2 separate regions of the Homo sapiens genome follow, and region 1 is linked to region 2. The links are chromatin loops, found by intact Hi-C in ENCODE. Cell type or tissue: K562. All regions are shown on one strand. Links, peaks and the distances in the headings refer to the core of each region. The heading gives the core; the rest is flanking DNA. Region 1 overlaps MND1 (meiotic nuclear divisions 1). Region 2 overlaps MND1 (meiotic nuclear divisions 1).

Region 1 (8,348 bases), core at 74-8,073, 50 kb before region 2:
AAATACACAGTTGACCCTGGAACAACACCTATGTTGTTCAAGATTGGGATACCAATCCCCCACACAATTGGAAATCTGCATGTAATTTTTGACTCCCCCAAAACTTAACTACTGATAGCCTGCTGTTGACAGGAAGCCATACCATGTATTTACTATTCATTAAGTGGCAGTGGATCATCATAAAGTTCTTCATCCTTGTCATCTTACATTGAGTAGGCTGAGGAGGAGGAGGAAGTGGTGTTGCTGTCTCAGGTGGCAGAAAATCCATGTATATAACTGGACCCATGCAGTTCAAACCTGTACTGTTCAAGGGTCAACTATACAATATTAATTACACCAGTGTCCTAATGTCCCCAGACAAATTGTAGGTAATGGAATCTCAACTGTATCTTGAAGGATCAAAAACAAAAAACAAAATTCAATCCAGTCTACAAGATGGAAAAATTTATTGTATTAACTAAATTCCTTTTCTTCTTACCTATTTTCCCTCCCAGTTATTGACAATTTTTTTCTGCAGTATAAGATGATGGCCAAATTACCCAACATCTTTTTTAAAAAAGAAACATTATTTAGAAAAGGAAAAGATACCATATAGCAACAGACTATGAGTGTTAACACCATTAAAATTATTTACTAAGCACTGATGCTAGCATCTTCTATTACTAGATAATCTATTGGGAGAGAAAAACTTGCATTTCTGTAGTTTTGTTTTGCTTTTTCAAAGGCTTCTCACAAGTAACATTTTATTGACATTACTGCTATGCACCAAAGTAAGTATGGAAATGATCATATCTAATAGATTTTTTAAATTAGGCATAAAGAACAATTTGCCCTAGAGTCATCCAGTGTTACTGCTAAGAGTTAGGATTAGAACTCAGGTCCTGTTCTTAATCCTGTATATTACTTGTTTTCCCCTAGGCTCCTGTATAAGTCATGCTTTGCTTAAGGATGGGGATACATTCTAAGAAATGTTTCCTTAGGCAGTTTCATTGTTGTGCATGTTGTTATTTTTAAGAGCTTATTAACTTTTTAACTCTTGATTTGTGATATGTTTTGCAAGTGTTTCCCCAGTTATTTGTCCTTTAATTTTATTTATGGTGTTTTTCTAACATAGAGTCTTTAAAAATTGTCTCTTAGCTGCTATGTCAGTAAAAGAAGTCCTTCAAAGCTTAGTTGATGATGGTATGGTTGACTGTGAGAGGATCGGAACTTCTAATTATTATTGGGCTTTTCCAAGTAAAGCTCTTCATGCAAGGAAACATAAGTTGGAGGTTCTGGAATCTCAGGTAAGCTGCCACAGTTAAAAAGAATAGAGTTGCTTTATAACGGAGAGTTGTTTTACTTCATCCTCTTTTTGTTTAGCAGTTTCTTTTGAATTTTTGATATGCATTATTTGACTGAAAGTCTAAAGATAATTAACATCTGTTTCTCCTAAACAATATGAGGAACTTAGAACGTTTTAATTTTCATCTTCCCATATGTCAAGATATTGTTTTTGTTGTTGCTGTTTTTATTGTTTTTTAATTTTCTCTTTATCAATAGATGGTTTTTTGGAAGCAGTTTTAGACTTACAGAAAAATATTGATGGAAAAGTACAGAGAGTTCCCAAACGTGCCCTTTCTCCCTCACCACGCACACAATTTTCCCTGTTATTGACATCCTATACTAGTGTAATATGTTTGTCACAATTGAGTCAATATTGATTTATTACTAACTAAATTCCGTAGCTTACATTAGGGTTCAGTCTTGGTGTTATACATTATGTGAGTTTTGACAAATGCATGATGACGTGTATCCACAATTATAGTATTGTACAGAATAGTTTCACTGCCCTAAAAATCCGCTGTTTCCTACTTGTTCATCCCTCTCTTCTCCCGAAACCGTAGCAACCACTGATCTTTTTACTGTCTCTATAGTTTTACCTTTTCCATATAGTTGGAATCATACAGTATGTAACCTTTTCAGATTGGCTTCCTTCCCTTAACAAAATGCATTTGAGGTTTCTCCATGTCTATTAATGGCTTGATGGCTCATTTCTTTTTATTGCTGAATAATATTTCGTTATATGAATATACCACAGTTTGTTTATCCATTGAGCTATTGAGGAACATCTGGGTCACATCCAAGTTTGGGCAGTTACAAATAAAGCTGCCATAAGCATTCATGTGTAGGTTTTGTGTACACATAAATTTTCAACACATTTAGTACCAAGGAGCGTGATTGCTGGATTGTATGGTAAGTTTATGTTTACTTTCTAGGAAACTGCCAAAGTATCTGTTTTTGCATTCCCAACTACAGTGGGTAAGAGTTACTATTGGTTCACATCACTGCCAGGATTTGGTGTTGTCAGTGTCTTGTATTTTAGCCATTCTAATAGATGTGTAGTGGTATCTCATTGTTGTTTTAAATTGCCATTCTCTAATGACATATGATTTGGAAGATCTTTTTTTTTTTTTTTTTTTTTTTGTGAGACGGAGTTTCACTTTTTTTGACCAGGCTGGAGTGCAATGGTGCGATCTCAGCTCACTGTAACTTCTGCCTCCCTGGTTCAAGTGATTCTCCTGCCTCAGCCTTCCAAGTAGCTGGGGTTACAGGTGCACACCACCACACCCAACTAATTTTGTATTTTTAGTAGAGACGGGGTTTCACCATGATGGCCAAGCTGGTCTTGAACTCCTGACCTCAGGTGATCCACCCACCTTGGCCTCCCAAAGTGCTGGGATTACAGGCATGAGCCACCACACCCAGCCCTGGAACATCTTTTTTTATGCTTATTTGTCATCTATGTAAAAGGAGGTGTTTAGATCTTTTGCCCATTTTTCAATTGGGTTTTTGTTTTCTCGTTATTGAGTTTTAAGAGTTCTTTGTATATTTTGGACACCAGTTCTTTATCAAATATGTGTTTTTCAAAGATTTCCTCTGAGTCTGTGACTTATCTTTTCATTATCTCAACAGCATCTTTCACAGAGCAGTTTTCAATTTTAATGAAGTCCAACTGGTCAATTTTTTTCTTTCCTGGGACATTCTTTTGGTGTTGTAACTAAATAGTCGTGGCCAAATCCAGGGGCATGTAGATTTTCTCCTATGTTACCTTCTAGGAGTTTTGTAGTTTTGCATTTTACACTTAGATTTATTATCCATTTTGAGTTAATTTTTGGGAAAGGTGTAAAGTGTGTGTCTAAATTCAATTTTTTGTACATACATGTCCAAAGTAACTGTATTTTAGTATAATTTACTTCTTTTCTGTATGTGTGTGTGTGTGTGTGTGTGTATATATATATACACATAAAAATACACACATATATACACAAAAATATATAAATATTTTTATATAAATAAATAAATAAATAAATACTATAAATATTTTTGTGTGTGTGTGAGACAGGGTCTTGCTTTGTGTGTATATGTATATACACATATATACACACATATACATATACACATATATACACATATATTCATATATACACATATATACATATATACACATATATATACACATGTATATATAACTACTAAAGTACCCAGGGTCTTGCTTTGTCACCCAGTCTGGAGTGTAGTGTCGCAAACATGGCTCACTGCAGCCTCGACCTCCCAGGCCCAAGCCATCCTCCCGCCTCAGCCTCCTGAGTAGCTGGGATTATAGGCACACCACCAAACTCTGCTAATTTTTGCACTTTTTTGTAGAGACAGGGTATTGCCATGTTGCCCAGGCTGGTCTTGAACTCCTGAACTCAAGTGATCCACCTACCTCAGCTTCCCAAAGTGCTGGTGGGTGAGCCACTGCGACCGGCCTGTAACCCTGTGCACTTTATGGATTTAAAAACACTTCAAGAAGGAATCCGTACTGAAGGACATCCTTTAGTAATTTGTTCAGCCAGAGTTTAAGAGTGGTAAACTCTCAATCTTTGTTTGAAAATGTCTAATTTATCATTGCTTCCCGAATATAGAATTCTTAGTTATTTTTCCTCAGCATTTTGAAAATATTACTTCATTGTCTTGTGGCATATGTTGCTAATGAGATGTTTTGCTATCATTCTGATTGTCTTGTTTTCCTTAGTAATCTCTCTTCTGTTTGCTTTTAAGATTTCCTTCAGTCTTTGATGTTATGTTTTGATGTTTTATCATGAATCCGAGTTTGCATGTTTTTATTTCCTCTTCTTTAGGACCCTGGCTGCTGCTTCCATGAAATAATTAAAGTCTCCTATTATAGAAAATTCTGGCTGGGCGCAGTGGCTCACGCCTGTAATCCCAGCACTTTGGGAGGCTGAGGCGGGCAGATCACGAGGTCAGGAGATCAAGACCATCCTGGCTAACACGGTGAAACCCTGTCCACTAAAAATACAAAAAAAATAGCCGGGCGTGGTGGTGGGTGCCTGTAGTCCCAGCTACTGGGGAGGCTGGGGCAGGAGAATGGCATGAACCCGGGAGGTGGAGCTTGCAGTGAGCCAAGATCGCGCCACTGCACTCCAGGCTGGGCAACAGAGCAAGACTCAAAAAAAAAGAAAAAAAAAAGAAAATTCTAAGGTGGTATTACTTAAGCTGTTTCCTGTTCCCTAATAGCTCTGTTCTTTCCTTCTGGGATTCCTATTTGTATCCTCATTCTATCGTCTATGTTGTTTAAGAACTCTTTATTTTTTCCATGTCTTTCCATGTCTGTGATTCATTGCAGTTAATTTTCTCAGCTCTCTTTCACTTACAGTTCTTTCCATAACTATTTCTAATCTGCTACTTAGCTGTTCATTAAGTCTTTATTTTAATAATTAGATTTTATCTCTAGAAATTCTATTTGGTCCTTTTTCAGTTCTGCCTATCCTGTTTTTCCTATACTGTTCTATTTCATTATGGCTTCTATTGCTTTCATCTCTTTTATAACTTTAAACATACTGATATGGCTTGGATCTGTGTCCACTCCCAAACCTCATGTCAAATTGTAATCCCCAGTGTTGGAGGTGGGGCCTGATGGCAAGTGATTGGATCTTGGGGGCGGTTTCTCATGAATGGTTTGGCACCATTCCCTCAGTGCTGTTCTTGTGATAGTGAGTGAGTTCTCATGAGATCTGGCTGTTTAAGTGTGTAGCACCTCCCCCGCTTTCAGTCCTGCTTCTGCCATGTAAAATGCCTGCTCGCCCTGAGTAAAGGATCCCTGAGGCCTCCCCAGAAGCAGAAGCCACCATGCTTCCAAGTAGAGCCTGCAGAAGCATGAACCAATTAAACCTCTTTTCTTTATAAATTACCCAGTCTCAGGTATTTATAGCCATGTGAGAACAGCCTAATACACATACTTAACTTATATTTTCAGATTACTTAAATATGTCAAATTTGGGGAGGGCTATTAATTTGATCTGTGTATCTGCTGGCTACTACCATTTGTAGTATTTTTTTAACCTGTATGTTTTTTAGTTTTTATTTATGAGCTCACATTCAATTGGTGATGTTTAGTCTGTGGGAGCCACAGATGCTCTGTGAAATAGTGGTTTAGGCTTGTTTTTTTTAGTCTCTGGGTACTTTAGTAGTTATGGACCAATTTTTATATTAATTTCTTGGCTTACAGTTCCACCGCCTCATGTTTTATACAGGATGAGTACTGCATAAAATTTAGTATGCATGTCTATACATGGCATGGATTGAGAGATTTGTTTTCCTATAGGTGACTTTCCCCCACCCCCACATGAAGTGCAAGATGGAGGTAAGCTCCTTGTTATTTTCCATGGAGTTTGCTGGTACTTTGAGCTATATGCTGGAGCTCAGTTCTAGCTCTCCTTGTCTCATGACCCTTCACACCTGTTTTCCTGGTGTGCATGTTAGACTCCTAGCCCCTAGTTACTTTTCTGTTGTTGCTCTTTGTTTTTTCATTTCTGTCACCTGGGGATAGTTCTTTTTTTTTTTTTTGAGATGGAGTTTCGCTCTTGTCACCCAGGCTGGAGTGCAGAGGCACAAACTCAGTTCACTGCAACCTCTGTCTCCAGAGTTCAAGCAATTCTCCTGCCTCAGCCTCCCAAGTAGCTGGGATTACAAGCGCCCGCCACCACACCTGGCTAATTTTTGTATTTTTGGTAGAGACAGGGTTTTGCCGCTTTAGCCAGGCTGGTCTCGAACTCCCGACCTCAGGTGATCCACCCGCCTCGGCCTCCCAAAGTGCTAGGATTACAGGCATGAGCCATTGCACCCGGCCTTATTTTATTGTTTTATTCATCATTCAAAAAATGTTTTTGCATGTTTTTTGAGTAACAGAAGATGTGCTGGATTTTGGAAATACATGCCCTCAGAGAGCTTTCAGTCAGTTGTAGGAGGACAGTGGGAGAAAAGGAAGAGGCTAGAGAAGGATTGGTGAAGAGATAGGTAGAGGCCATGTCTTATAGGTTCCTCTGTGGCATGATCAGGAGTTCGGACCTACCTAAGAGGGATGGAAAGCCAATGGAAATTTTTACCAGAGAAGTTACATGATGATAAATGCCTTTCTGAAGACAGTATGAAGAGCAGGTTGAGGGAAATGGAGCCTAGGATCAGAGAAATCAGCTATGCGGCTATTGTAATTGCATGGTTAACAAATGAGGACCCATATTGAGGTATCTGCACACTCACTAGGATGGCTACTATCAAAAACACAGAGAAGGCCAGGTGTGGTGGCTTATGCCTGTTATCCCAATACTTTGGGAGGTCGAAGTGGGAGGATCACTTGAGCCCAGGAGTTCACGGCCAGCCTGGGCAACACAGCAAGATTTATTACAAAATAATAATAATAAATTTTTTTCAAAAGAGAATAATAAGTGTTAGCAAGGATTTGGAGAAATTGGAGCTCTTGTGCACTGTTGATGGGAATGTGAAATGGTGCAGCTGCTGTGGAAAACAGTATGGTGGCTCCTCAAAGAGTTATAAATAGAATTACCCTATGATTCAACAATTCTGTGGTGTGCATCTGTGGTCTCAGCTACTTGGGGGGCCTGAGGTGGGAGGATCACTTGAGCCTAGGAATTCAAGACCAGCCTGGCAACATGGCAAGACTCCATCTCTACAAAAAAATGGTAAAAGTAGCTGGGGATAGTGGCAGGCTCCTGTGGTCCCGGCTATTCGAGAGGCTGAGGTGGGAGGATCGCGTGAGCCTAAGAGTTTGAGGTTGCAGTGAGCTGTATTCGTGCCACTGCACTGCAGGTTAGGCCACAGAGTCAGACCCTGTTTAAGAAAAAAAAAAAAAATCCATTTTTGGTACATATCCAAGACTTGAAAGCAGGGTCTTGAAGAGCTATTTGTACACCCACATTCATAGCAGCATTACAGTAGCTGAAAGGTAGAAGCAACCCAAATGACTTTCAATGAATGAATAAACAAAATGTGAAAGTGGAATATTATTCAGCCTTAAAAAGGAATGGAATTCCTTTTATTTATTTATTTAGAGATAGAGTCTCACCCTGTTGCCCAGGCTGAAGTGCAGTGGCACAGTCATAGCTCACTGCAGCCTCAAACTCCTGGGCATAAGCAATTCTCCAGCCTTAGCCTCCTGAGTAGCTAGGATTGCAGGCTCATCCCACCACAAGGAATGAAATTCTGACGAATGCTACAAAATGGATGAACCTTGAGGGCAATATGCTAAGTGAAAAGCCAGTCATAAAAAGACAAATACTCTATGATTCCACATATATGAGGTATCTAGAGTAGTCAAACTTACAGAAATAAAAAATAGAATGAGGCCTGACATTGCTGACCTTGGAAGATAGTTCCACTGGCACTCCTGTCCCTGACTGAAGAACCAGATGTTGTTGCCACCAAAAAAAAAAAAAAAACTATCCAAGCTACCAGTGACAATTCTGGAAGGTATGTGTCATTGGCTAAGCCTGGGTCACGTGTCCACACTCTAGTTGCCAGGAGAGCTGGCGAAGTAAATAATTGGGGTTTCTAGATTTTGTAGTAGGAGTTAGCTGCTTCCTGTTGGCACAAACAGTTCCCCAAAACAGAAGCAGGGTTCAGATGCTGAGCAGCACCCTTGCTCCCATGATAGATAACTCATAAAATAAGAGAAAAAACTCTAGAAAGGAACACAGGACATGGAGTCAAAATAACAACAAATTTATTGAATACCACTATCTGTTGTGTGTTAGATACTGTTCTAGGCACTTGGGATCCATTAGTTAACAAAGGTTGAAAGCAGGGAGATCAGATAGGTTATTGGAATAATCCAACTGTAAAGTTACAGTGGTTTTTTTATTTATTTTATATTTTTTATTTAAGAAAAAGGAAAGAGAAGGCCTCAGAAAAGAGAGGATCTTTTTTTTTTTCTTTTTAAGAGATGGGGTCTTGCTCTGTCACCCAGGCTGGAGTGCAGGGGCACAATCATAGCTCACTGCAGCCTT
Region 2 (8,348 bases), core at 251-8,250:
GACATACCTGAGACTTGGCAATTTACAAAAGAAAGAGGTTTATTGGACTTACGGTGCCACGTATTTGGGGAAACCTCACAATCATGGTGGAAGGTGAAAGGTACGTCTCACATGGTGGCAGACGAGAAGAGAGCTTGTGCAGGGAAACTCCCATTTTTAAAGCCATCAGATCTTGTGAGACTCATTCACTATCATGGGAACAGGGCAGGAAAGACCCGCCCTCATAATTCAATCACCTCCCACTGGGGTCCTCCCACAACACGTGGGAATTGTGGGTGTTACAATTCAAGATGAGATTTGAGTGGGGACACAGCCAAACCATATCAACACCCATTAGGATGGCTATAATGTAAAAATAGAAAATAATGAGGCCGGGCACGGTGGCTCACGCCTGTAATCCCAGCACTTTGGGAGGCCGAGGCAGGCGGATCACCTGAGGTTGGGACTTGGAGACCAGCCTGACCAACATGGTGAAACCCTATCTCTACTAAAAATACAAAATTAGCTGGGTGTGGTGGCACATGCCTGTAATCCCAGCAACTCAGGAGGCTGAGGCAGGAGAATTGCTTGAACCTGGGAGGTGGAAGTTGCAGTGAGCCAAGACCGCGCTATTGCACTCCACCCTGGGCAATGAGCAAAACTCCATCTCAAAAAAAAATAGAAAATAATAAGTGATGAGAATGTGGAGAGACTGGAACTCTTAGATTGCTGGTGGTATTATAAAGTGGTGCTACCACTTTGGCAAACAATTTATCTCTTCGCCAAAATATATACCCAAGATAATTGAAAATATGTCCACACAAAAATTATTCGTATTAGCAGAAACAGCCCAAATGTCCATCAGCTGATGAATGGATAAGCAAATTGTAAAATAGTACTTCGCATAAAAAAGAATGAGGTATTGATACATGAATGAACCTTGAAAACATTGTGTTAAGTGAGAGAGGCCAGACCTAAAAGACCACATATCGTATGTTTCGTTCATATGAAATGTACACAAAAGGGAAATCCATAGAGAAAAGACAGCAACTAGGTTAGTAGTTGCCAGGGGACGGAGGGAGAAGGAATGTGGAGTGAGTGCTAAGGGGCACAAGGGTTTTTTCTGGGTGATGAAAAAATGTTCTGGAATTAAATAGTAGTAATGGTTGTACAATTTTGTGACTATCATAAAAACCACTGAAAGCCAGGCATGGTGCCCCATACCTGTAATCCCAGCACTTTAGGAGGCCAAGATGGGGTGGATCACTTGAGGCCAGGAGTTGGAGGCCAACCTGGGCAACATAGCAAGACCCCTATCTCTACAAGAAATGAGCTGGGCATGGTGGCGCATGCGTGTAGTCTCAGCTGCTCAGAAAACTGAGGCAGGAGGATTGCTTAAGCCCGCCAGTTTGAGGCTGCAGTGAGCTATGATCACACCATGGTACTCCAGCTTGGGAGACAGAGTGAGACCCAGTCCCTAAATAAGTAAATAAATAAATAAAAATTACTGAATTATATAGTTTACTATGCTGAATTTTGTGACATATAAATTATCTTTCAATTAAAAATGCCATCATTGTAAGTAATAGTTAATGCCCCATTAATCATGGCATTGTTACATGCTGTGCAGAGTAACTCGAAGTACATAATATACATACAGATACATTTGATAGCACGATGTGTATTTAAAGTAAAAGTAAATACTTCCCGCTATGAGATTACTTTCTTATCCCTAAAATTTTTTTTAGAGTCACACTTATTGTGGTCTTATAATGCCTATATAGTAAAATTCTTATCGTTAAATTTAACTTATTTTGTTGTATTTTGGTATGGTGAGTTGTTTGAAAAACATCTCATTTAAACTTACATGTTGTCTTTAAAGGAGCAAGTACAATGATGATGGACACTTAGGAAAGGGAAATTGTTCACTTTGACTTTCCATTAATTACTAATACTACTGCAACTCCCTAAATTTCCTTGGGAATTTGCAAGAGTTTGTAAAATACAATATTATGTCACTATTTCAGCTTTTTTCATAGCCATTTTATACATAAATTTTATAAAAATTTTGTTCATATGAAAAAATACAAATGTATACATAGCTAAAGATCATTTTGTGTGTATATATATATATATATATATAAATACATTTCATTTTATATATATAATTTTTTTTCAGGCCAAGCAAATAAAGTAGCCAAAGAAGCTGCTAACAGATGGACTGGTATGTACTATAATAATGCTGATAAACTATAGCTAAATTCCCTTCACACTTACTGCGACGTGAAATTCAGATACCTTGTGCTAGCTTTGTTCAAGAAAGGACGTTAATGAAAAATGTATGCATTACTCAAATGTTTACATATTAAATCATTTCAGTTATTTAAGGTTTTTTTTATAATCTTATGAGTCATTTTGTAAAGCATAAGATATTTTTGTAAAACTAATGATTGCTTCCAGTTTAACTTTTGTGCAACTTTTCCCAAGATAAGTCACCTGGGCTAATCACTTAACTTTCATATACATTAATGTAAGATACACTTTTAAGATAATGAAATCTTAAAGATTTATCATCTTGCTAATAATAATAATAATAATAGCTAAGGTTTGTTGAGGACTATTTGCCAGTTACTGTAATGTCTGTGGTTCATTCTCATTTTATCTCCATGATAATCTTGAGGTAGATATGATTATTATCCCTAATTTAGGAGACAAAACTAAGACCCTCAGGAGTCCAAGGCCACACATGTGTCAGACAGCAGAACAGGAATTATAATCCAACTTTTCTGGCTGGACTTAAAATGACTATGTTTAGTCAAAGGCGATTAGTCACTGCAAGAACAGATGCTGGAGCCAGGTTTCTCTGACTCCCTGTCCAGGCCTCTGTTTCACACAAAAAATATAATAATTTTTTTTCCTACTCTATTTTAGAATTAAATAGACTGGTAAAATCAATATAATTGGCCTTTCGGATTTTTTTTTTCTGAAATTGCAGTTTTATTTATTACAAAGTTATTTCTTAAGTAAGGTAATGCTTTAGTGATAAGAACAGAGGGTGAAACAGCAAACTGACATGAAGTAAGTGTCCCACAAAGTATAAATAAATGTGGATTTTTAGGTTAAAAATAAGATACGAATCCAAGGTGATTTCCCCCAGTATTTTCAACAAAGAGGCTCAGCACACAGTAGGCACAGGCAGCATGTGTGTGTAGTGGGAGGAACGTGGCTTTGAAGAGAATCCAAGCTATTCTCCTTACTTGCTGTGTGACCTCTTGACCCTCTCTCAGCCTACTTCCTCATCTGTTCAATGTGGATAAATAATACCTACCTCCCATTTTGGGAGGATTAAATAAGACAGTTTGTAAGCCCTTCAGCACCATGTTGGACACGTAGATAAATACTCCCCTTTTCCTTTTCTTCTCTTAAAAAAGTTCATGTTTTCCAATTGATCATAAACTTCCAAAATTATAATTGGAAAAACATTTGGAATGGCTTTTTTTTTTTCCTATCCTATTAGCTGCAGAAGAACCTGGGACTTTTAAAACCATGAGGAAGAAAGATATTTTTAGAACAGCAGAAACAGCTGTTAAGAACCATATTTCCATTTAAAGTTACAACTTACTCCTTCCAGCTTAAACATGTGTTATGCAAAGACAGAGATAAGAGAGAAAGCATCACACCTCAGAAAACCGCCACCTTCACAACAAACAAAAAGAAAACAGTAATAAGAATTATTTTTTTCCTAGTCTATTTTAGAATTAGGTAGATTGGTAAAATCAATATAATTGGCCTTTAGTTTGTTTTTTAATGAAATTGCAGTCTTACTTATCATATAGCTTTTAAAGTTTGTTTTAATATTCATATTAAAATTATCATATAGAAAGAAAGTTTGCTTTATTTTTACTTAAAAAAGTCCTGGCCGGGCGTGGTGGCTCATGCCCGTAATCCCAGCACTTTGGGAGGCCGAGGCAGGAGGATCACTTGAGGTCAGGAGTTCAAGACCAGCCTGGCCAACATGATGAAACACTGTCTCTACTAAAAATACAAAAATTAGCCAGGCATGGTGGCGCACACCTGTAATACCAGCTACTCAGGAGGCTGAGGTAGGAGAATTGCTTGAACCCAGGAGGCGGAGGTTGCAGTGAGCTGAGATGGTGCCACTGCACTCCAGCCTGAGCAAGAGTGAGACACTGTCTCAAGAAAATAAAAAAGTCCTTAAAAATGTAGCTAGAATTGAGAATATATACTGTTCAACAATTCAGTATCTCAGTTCTATAGGATGAGATTACCTCAGAGTCTAAGTATAGAAATGCCACATCTAAATGTTTTATGATATTAAATACACTTTAAGTGTGACTTCAATTATATCATATGAAACCTTGCTTAATAATTAAGATGGTGAGGTTTTTGTAAACACATATGAGAGGAATCTTAATGAGTGAAGAGGGACAGGTGTTATGAGGGCCCAACCTAGATTCATTGCAAATGATATTGCCCATCCTATTCCTATAGGTATCTTTGCTGTGTCACCGTATAAATCAAACAGAAATTCTGCCCGTCTTAAGGTTGTTTCTTTAAAAGAAAAAAATTATTCTATATCCATTCATAAAAATTTCTACATTAAATAGGGAAATTATTTGACAGAGAATGAACTATCAAGATTCTCAGTGGCATTTTATCTTGAAGGCCGACATCCAGTGGCTCAAAGAAATGTTTAATCAGAGTCTTCTTTGAATTGGTCCATTAGGCATTGTTGTGGAGAGGTTTTTATTTGTTCTTTTTCTTGCTTTTAACCTTTAAATGTTTATAATGAAATGGTTTCTTATCCTCCTATGAATCAGGAAATCCTTCCTGTAGAGGCTGTTCAATAGTCTTACCCTGGTGCCTCATTCTCATTTCTGATCCAGGTTTGAAGTTTGTTCCCTACAAGCTTCCTACATTGTTGTATCTGTTCTCTCATTTCCTAGAAATCTTTCTGTATTCATGAAGCCTATCCTGTAAGCTATACACATAAGACTTGGCCTTTTCTCTCTGAGACACCTATCACTTTGTAATTGTTTAGTAATAAATTATTTTTTTTCACTCTTATGTCAACTTGAAGGCATAGGTTTTTCACATTCTGTAATACCTGCAGTGCACCTGATACTTGTCTTATGTAGCAGCAGACATAACATTTGGATGTGATTAGCAAGAATGTACTGGTTGGGCAGAGACTGGTAAAAATTATCCTAGAATATCTTATGGTGTTATTTTAACATTCTCTCTTAGGTTGTTAGGAAAAGTAAAGATTCATTTTAGATTGTTACAAAGAGTAAAGATCATTTTAATATCTGTTGACATTCCATAACACTTTGATTGAAAGAAGTTAATTTTGTTAACATTATTCTATTTGATGCAGTAGTATTCTCCATAAAATTCATTCCAGAAATGTGTTTATCAATATTTGATACTTGGAAATAAACTTCCATAGAAAAAATATTTTAAAAAGTGATGAAACTCCATGTATTAGTTTGCTAGAGATGCCGCAACAAAACATCACAGATAGGGTGGCTTAAACAACAGAAATTTTTCTCACCATCCTGGAGGATCAAATTTCAAGATCAAGATGTTGGCAGGTTTGGTTTCTCCAGGTCTTCCTTCTCCCTGTGTCCTCTCACAGTTTTTCCTGTGTCTCTCCATGTGTCCAAATTTCCTTTTTTTTTTTTTTTTGAAATGGAGTCTTGATGTGTCGCCCAGGCTGGAGTGCAGTGGTGCAATCTCAGCTCATCGCAACCTCCACCTCCCTGGTTCAAGCAATTTCCCTGCCTCAGCCTTCCGAGTAGCTGGGATTATAGGCGCACACCACCATGCCCGGCTAATTTTTTTTGTATTTTTAGTAGAGACGGGGTTTCACCATGTTGGCCAGACTGGTCTCTCGAACTCCTGACCTCAGGCAATCTGCCTGCCTCGGCCCCACAAAGTGCTGGCATTACAGGCGTGAGCCACCGCAACCAGCCAATCCTTTTCTTCTTTTTTTTCTTTTTTTTTTTTTTGAGACGGAGTCTTGCTTTGTCGCCAGGCTGGAGTGTAGTGGTGCAATCTTTGCTCACTTCACCCTCTGCCTCCCGGGTTCAAGCGATTCCCCTGCCTCAGCCTCTGGAATAGCTGGGACTACAGGCGCACACCACCATGTCCAGCTAATCTTTTTGTATTGTTAGTAGAGACAGGATTTTACTATGTCGGCCAGGATGGTCTCGATCTCTTGACCTCATGATCCTTTTCTTATAAAGATACCAATCCTACTGGATTAGGGCCCACCCCAATGACCTCATTTTAACTTGATCACCTCTTTAAAGATCTGTTTCAATATAGTCACATTCTGAGGTAGTAGGGGCTAGGACTTCAACATACAAATTTGGGGGGAAATGATTCAGCCCATAACATTCCAGAAGAACCTATTCTAACCCTTTACTTCATTATCACTACTAACAGAGTGTTTAACATTTTACAGAATACTCCGACAAGCTATAAAATCTTATACCATTATTTTTTCTGTGAGTGTAATACATTTTCATCATAAAGGTTGTGTATGTACATTAAAGAAATGTATGAAATTAAGAAAAGAAAGGCTGGACACGGTGGCTCACACTTGTAATCCCAGCATTTTGGGAGGCCGAGGTGGGTGGATTTCTTGGGCTTGGAGTTCAAGACCAGCCTGGGCAACATGGTGAAACCTCATCCCTACAAAAAATACAAAAGTTGCCGGGTATGGTGGTGCACGCCTGTTGTCTCTGCCACTCGTGGGGCTGAGGTTGGAGGGTTGCCTGAGCCTAGAAGGTGGAGACTGCAGTGAGCTGAGATTATACCACTCACTGCCCTCCAGCCTGGGAGACAAAGCAAGATCCTGTCTCAAGGGGAAAAAAAAAAAAAGGAAAAAAAATCCACTGTTCCTCCCACCCTCCCCAGTGCAGCCACTGTGAGCACACTGTCACGGTCCTGCCTCCCTCACTAGCTTCCTGATGAGTAGACATTTAGATTGCTTTTATTTTTTCTATTATGGCACTGGGATAAAGACCCTTGACCAAAAGTCCTTGTACACAGTTTGTTTTATTTCCTTGGGATAAATCCCTTGAAGTAGACATACCACTTTTTTTCAGTTGTTAATGCATTTTAAATCCCCCCAGGAGATGCTGAGGACATTTCTGTTCTTAGTCTTAAGAGAACCCCTTTCCCTGCTCCCCACCCCCTCTCCCTAGTACTGGCCTGATTGTCTGGAAGCCATTACTGTCTGTAGGACAGGAAGAAGAGTCTGGAGAGAATGTGTTCCCTTTGGGAATAGGAGCAACTTTAATTCCTGAGGCAACAGTCCTGGCCTCTGCTGTGGAAATGTAGAAGAGACACCATTAACCTGTCCCTGTTTTTCTATTATTCTTAAGTCTGGTATTTAGCAGCAAGCAGCTTACAGAATTTTTAAATATGAGATCTATTAACTTGTTCAAAATAGTATTTAAATACTTTTTTTTTTTTTGATACGGAGTGTCACTCCTGTTGCCCAGGCTGGAGTGCAATGGTGTGATCTCGGCTCACCACAACCTCCGCCTCCCAGGTTCAAACGATTCTCCTGCCTCAGCCTCCCGAGTAGCTGGGATTACAGGTGCCCGCCACCAACCATGCCTGGCTAATTTTTGTATTTTTAGTAGAGATGGGTTTCACCATATTGGCCAGGCTGGTCTCAAACTCCTGACCTCATGATCACCCTGCCTCGGCCTCCCAAAGTGCTGGAATTACAGGCATGAGCCACCGCACCTGGCCTTAAGTACTTTTTAATTAGTTGCCATTACTCTTAAAAATACAGAAAACTCCTTATTTTGATATATCTGAAAGTTAATAGAAGGAAGTAAAAGAACAATGAAGATAATTATACTTGAAATGTTTTATGATTGTGTTTTTCTCAAAATTATTTCTCAATTTTCTTTATAGATAACATATTCGCAATAAAATCTTGGGCCAAAAGAAAATTTGGGTTTGAAGAAAATAAAATTGATAGAACTTTTGGAATTCCAGAAGACTTTGACTACATAGACTAAAATATTCCATGGTGGTGAAGGATGTACAAGCTTGTGAATATGTAAATTTTAAACTATTATCTAACTAAGTGTACTGAATTGTCGTTTGCCTGTAACTGTGTTTATCATTTTATTAATGTTAAATAAAGTGTAAAATGCAGATGTTCTTCACCCCTTTTGGTAGAACAAAAGCAGGATGATAACCATATCCCCCCAGTGCTCATCAAAGTAGGACAATAAAAATCCATCCATCTCAGTCCAGGCAGATTTACAAATGATTTTTTTTTTAAGATCAAAACCATGACGTGATAATGCTTTAGTTTT

The links. Peaks named below come from ENCODE experiments on the same cell type or tissue, not always from the same donor. Only the 100,000 strongest peaks of a DNase experiment are listed, where the experiment ranks them.
Region 1: a loop joins it to region 2, with 2.0 times the contacts of the local background. A loop is called at or near these places in 6 of 110 quality-filtered maps.

What each region holds. Positions count from the first base shown.
Region 1 is chr4:153,357,337-153,365,684 of GRCh38, forward strand. It overlaps MND1 (meiotic nuclear divisions 1), which reads left to right. Exons shown (of 8, transcript NM_032117.4): 4 at 1,138-1,286. Among named protein-coding and RNA genes, the nearest start is that of MND1, 17 kb to the left of the region's middle. In K562, for the core only: no CTCF peak of the experiment used is centred there; a DNase peak (open chromatin) is centred at 4,985.
Region 2 is chr4:153,406,813-153,415,160 of GRCh38, forward strand. MND1 (meiotic nuclear divisions 1) reads left to right here. Exons shown (of 8, transcript NM_032117.4): 7 at 2,159-2,203; 8 at 7,939-8,306. The coding sequence ends at 8,045. Among named protein-coding and RNA genes, the nearest start is that of TMEM131L, 55 kb to the right of the region's middle. In K562, for the core only: no CTCF peak of the experiment used is centred there; DNase peaks (open chromatin) are centred at 2,809, 3,269 and 3,609.